2 separate regions of the Homo sapiens genome follow, and region 1 is linked to region 2. Evidence: chromatin loops called from intact Hi-C (ENCODE). Cell type or tissue: heart left ventricle. All regions are shown on one strand.

Region 1 (2,500 bases), 150 kb before region 2:
AAGGATACGAAGTATTGTTCCTAGGTGTGTCTTTGAGGGTGTTGCCAAAGCATATGAACGTTTGAGTCAGTGGTTTGGGAGAGGCAGACCCTATGTCTGGGTGGACACCACCTAATCAGCTGCCAGCGCAGCTAGAATAAAGCAGGCAGAAGAAAGTGGAATTAACAGAGTTGCTGAATTTTCTGGCCTTCATCTTTCTCCTGTGCTGGATGCTTCCTGCCCTTGAACATCAGACTCCAAGTTCTTCAGCTTTTGGACTCTTGGACCTGCACCAGTGATTTGCCAGGGGCTCTCAGATCTGTGGCCACAGACTGAAGGCTGCACTGTCAGCTTCCCTACTCTTGAGGTTTTGGGACTTGGACTGGCTTCCTTGCTTCTCAGCTTGTAGACGGCCTATTGTGGAACTTCACCTTGTGACTGTGTGAGTCAGTACTCCTTAGTAAATTCCCCTTCACATATACAACTATCCTATTAGTTCTGTCCCTCTAGAGAACCCTGACTAATACAGGAATCTACACCTCATTGAATGCGGTTTTGGGGGCAGAAAAGTTTGATACCTTTTCTTACTGGTGATAAGGCTCTCATCTGACCGCTCCTATTACAAAAGACAGGTTAACAAGAGAAAAGCATAGCAAATGTATTTAATCAAGTTTTATGTGACCTGGGAGTCTTCTGAAATGAAGGCCCAAAGACGCAGGGAAAACTCTATTTTTATTCTTAGGATTGATGAAGAATGGACACTCCCCCATCACTCTGTTACTATTAGATCATTCCCTTTTGTGAACACCTGTCTGTTCATTCTTCTTGGCCTTTCTGTAGTATTGCTTCCTCTTGGGTATGCTGCTGGACCCGCCCTGGAATGAGGCTCTTTAGGGAAGGATGGAGAAGGGAGAGGGTGACCTTTCTGGGTTTTATGGCCTGTTTTGGAGGAGAGGAGTTGCCTTGGGGAAAACAAATTTTGTTTTCTATGACTTGCTTCAGGGGAGATAGAGGGATAGGAGACAGAAGGGCAGGAGAAAGTCAGAATAAGGCTTTGCTTCTGAGGCTGTTTTTGAGGCCTTCCCAGTTTCCCAGTGTGCCACAGTGCCATACTTCTGTGTCATTTTCTGAAGCCCAACACAGTCCTGGAGGGACTTTCGGTCAAGGTGTCCTGCCTTCTTTTATCCAGGAGGTGGGTTCCTGAGCTACACCAGGAAAATATGAGTCCTACTTCAGAAAGCCATCCTCTCACAGGTAGTGAACATTGTAAAATTTAAAATGTCAGCGCTCACAACATGCAGCTTTCCTGCCATGTGAAACAAACAGTAGAAGAGAATTAGGGAGAGGAACTGGAGGTACTCTGCCATGTTAACATTCCCTGGTTCAGTTGTTGTTGAGAGCTAGCTTCTTTCTTGTGTATCCTGTGGTTTAACTATTCAACATTTCCTTTGATTCCACAAGTCAATACATTTTTTCTTTTTTTCTGAGCTAGTTTCAGTTGAATTTCTGTCACAACCAAAGTGATATCTATGTCAATTAAATATTTTTTCTGTGTTCATATTCATAAATCCTCCCTCCCTCCCTTTTTATTTTTTTCCTTTCTTCCTTCCTTCCTTCCTTCTTTCCTTCCTTCCTTCCTTTCTGTCTTTCTGTCTTTCTTTCTTTCTACAGGATCTGCCTCTATCACCCAGGCTGGAGTGCAGTGGCACGATCTCAGCTCACTGCCACCTCCACCTCAGCCTCCCCAGTAGGTGGATGCTGCAGGCACATGCCTCCATGCCTGGCTAATTTTTGTATTTTTTTGTAGACAGGGTTTCACCATGTTGCCCAGGCTGGTCTTGAACTCCTGAGTTCAAGCAATCCTTCAGTCTTGGCCTCCCAAAGTCCTGGGATTACAGGCATGAACCACCTTGCCTGGCCATATTCATAAATTATTTCAATAATTATAATCAGAGTATAGATATAATTGTGTTTTCTGCCTTTTTGAAGTAACATGATTTTTTCCCCTAAACTTTTTCTTTATGTTTGTCATAAAAACCATATAATATATTAATTGGTGTCATAGTTAGTTTACCACTTTATCCATGTTACTAATAAATACTTGGGATTTCAAAGCAGAAGAGGGATGTTGACAAGGTCCAAGAATAAACAGAATGGTGCTTCTGCTGGAACTATGTTATTAAGTAATACATTAATAATAATCAGACAAGCACACCCTTTTTATTAGTTTTTTAAACTAAACTAACTAAAAAACTGTCACCCCCTTTTTATTAGTTTTTTTTAAAAAAACAAAGATAACAGAATTTTGTGCATTTTTGGTAGTATTCTGTGGGTTAATTTTTAACAGCTGGATTATTGAGAAAATATGAAACTATTTAATGAACATACATTTTAGAATTCAACTAAAATTGAACACAAATGTAAACTCTGCCAGTCACTACTTAAGTGGCATTAATTAAACAATTGCTTCTTGATCAAAATGAGGATAGCTTGTCTTCTGACTTTGTTATAAAAATGAAAA
Region 2 (2,500 bases):
TACAATCAGAGAAGTATTTGCTTGCTCTTCCTTTCCTCACCATTGGTCAATGTGGCATTTCATAATTGACCAGATGTGTTTTGGCTATTTTTTAAATTTTGTTTTTCAAAATAACTGCATTGCTAGCACTGAAAGTAGAATAGCCTATCCCAGAGACCTGGGATATGATTTAATATTATACTTTGCTCAATTATTGGAGACCACTAATTCCATTAAAGCTGCCTTAAGTTAATGTAGACTGAGGGGATTTTACAAGGGTTTCAGGTTTTTTTTTTCTTTAAGTATATATTTTATACCAAAACCTTGAGCTATAGTTGACGATCTTGTGACCAAAAGCAACAGTCTCAAAATTTGAGGAGATGGCACCATTCGCTTTTACTTTTTTATATCCTAGGATCTCAGTTTCTTTTATTATATTTGTATGGTTTATGAAGCTACTGGTGAGATGAAAAATAAAATAACCCTATTTTCTCTACCACCCTGTTTTCCTCTCTTTTCTTTCATCTTCTCAGAACTTAACATTTTAAAGTGTAAGCACTTATTTCATCCCTTTTTCCTTCTACTACTTGAGCTCTTTTCTTCATTTTGCTATGCCCAGTCTCTCATTTTTTTTTTTTTTTTTTGTTATCATTCCCTTTTGCTTTTATTTTCCTTTTCTTGTCTTAGAACCTCTAAGGCAGAACTGTTTCAAACAAGCAGACCGATTTTTGGCTTAGGTGATAGTACTTTGTAAATAAAAAAATGAAAAGATGTTTTCCTTTGACAGTTCCCACTTCCGTAATCCTTGCAACAATCCACTCAAACAGTGCTTTTATTATATCTAAGACATTTATCTGTTCCAGGCCTCAGATTTTCATCAGTAAGATGGTAGAGAGGAGACATAGTGGAAAGTGACAGAACGTGGCTGTTAATTTAGGCCTCTGACTTCAGAGCCTGAATTCTTAACCATTTCTTTTGTTTGTTTGTTTTTTGTTTTTGAGACAGTGTCTCACTCTGTCGCCCAGGCTGAAGTGCAGTGGCATGGCTTTGGCTCAGTGCAAACTTCGCCTCCTGGGTTCAAACGATTCTCCAGCCTCAGCCTCCCGAGTAGCTGGGATTACAGGTGCCCGCCACCACGCCTGGCTAATTTTTGTATTTTTAGTAGAGACAGGGTTTCACCATGTTGGCCAGGCTGGTCTTGAACTCCTGACCTCGTGAACAGTCCTCCTCAGCCCCCAAAGTCCGGGGATTACAGGCGTGAGCCACCGCGCTTGGCCTTAACCATTTCATAAACAGGAATATGCTTTTATTTGGGTGATGGGGGAGATTATATTTTTCCTTCCTTTTGAATATTTCATGAAGTGTCTTTTATTGTATTAAGAACTTCAGTGGACTTAAAGTTTAATAAAGGAAGAAACTTCTTTGGTGGCCAATTGAACTGCCCCTGTGACCTGATGATCCTTGTTCCTGAGAACTGAGTTGAAAAACTTTGTTCAATCTGAATTCTTCTCTAATTGATCATTACTTGCCATTTACTTATTCAGGAGAGCAGTGACCATTGTTACAGTTATAAAATTGAATAGTTATAATTGTTATTAGTTTTGAGTCACAGTAAGGTCTAGTTGTTCTTCATGTACTTCTTGTACTAAAAGTACTTTAGTTCTTCTAGGTTATGTTGTCTGAAAAGTGGGAACTTTCAGAATAATAGACTAGTTGAGTTGGAAGGAAACTTACATCATTCAGTACAGCTACAGGCATACCTTGTTTTATTGTGCTTTGCCTCATTGTACTTTGCAGATATTGTATGTTTTACAAATTGAACATTTTGGAAATTCTCACAGTATTTCATTTTGTGTAACAAAATGTAACATTTTGGTAATTCTCACAATATTTCATACTTGATTATTGTTAATTATATCTGTTATGGTGATCTGTGATCAGTGATCTTTGATGTTACTGTTGTAATTTTTTCATGCACCACGAACAGCTCCCGTATAAGATGGTGAGCTTAACTGATAAATGTTGTATGTATTCTGACTGTTCCACCTACTGGCTGTTCCCGTCTTTCTTCCTCTCCTCAGCCCTCCCTGTTCTCTGAGACACAACAATATTGAAATTAAGCCAATTAGTAACCCTACGGTGGCCCTTTAATTATCAACTTAAAGGAATAACTGCAGGTCTCTCACTTTAAATCAAAAGCTAAAAATGATTAAGCTTAGTGAGGAAGGCATATCAAAGCTGAGATAGGCCAATAGCTGGGCCTCTTGTTCCTGTTAGCCAAGTTTCGAATGCAAAGGAAAAGTTCTTGAAGGAAATTGGAAGTGCTACTCCAGTGAACACCCAGATGATAAGAAAGTGAAACAGCCTTATTGCTGACAGGGAGAAAGTTTTAGTAGTCTGGATAGGAGATTAAACCAGCCACAGCATTCCCTTAAGCCAAAGCCTAATCCAGAGCAAGGCCCTCAACATTGAGGCAAGACCCTCTACTAGCAAAAAGATAATGACTTGCTGAAGGCTCAGA

The links. A loop is a pair of places that touch in the nucleus more often than their neighbours do. Peaks named below come from ENCODE experiments on the same cell type or tissue, not always from the same donor. Only the 100,000 strongest peaks of a DNase experiment are listed, where the experiment ranks them.
Region 1: it touches region 2 in a loop (1.8-fold over the local background); 2 of 110 quality-filtered maps call a loop at or near these places.

Annotation. Positions count from the first base shown.
Region 1 is chr6:128,485,921-128,488,420 of GRCh38, reverse strand. The region is part of intron 1 of PTPRK (protein tyrosine phosphatase receptor type K); the gene reads left to right. Among named protein-coding and RNA genes, the nearest start is that of PTPRK, 33 kb to the left of the region's middle. In heart left ventricle, a CTCF peak has its summit at 1,156; no DNase peak of the experiment used is centred here.
Region 2 is chr6:128,333,565-128,336,064 of GRCh38, reverse strand. All of the region lies in intron 2 of PTPRK (protein tyrosine phosphatase receptor type K), which reads left to right. Among named protein-coding and RNA genes, the nearest start is that of PTPRK, 190 kb to the left of the region's middle. In heart left ventricle, no CTCF peak of the experiment used is centred here; no DNase peak of the experiment used is centred here; H3K4me3 peaks cover 321 bases; H3K27ac peaks cover 562 bases.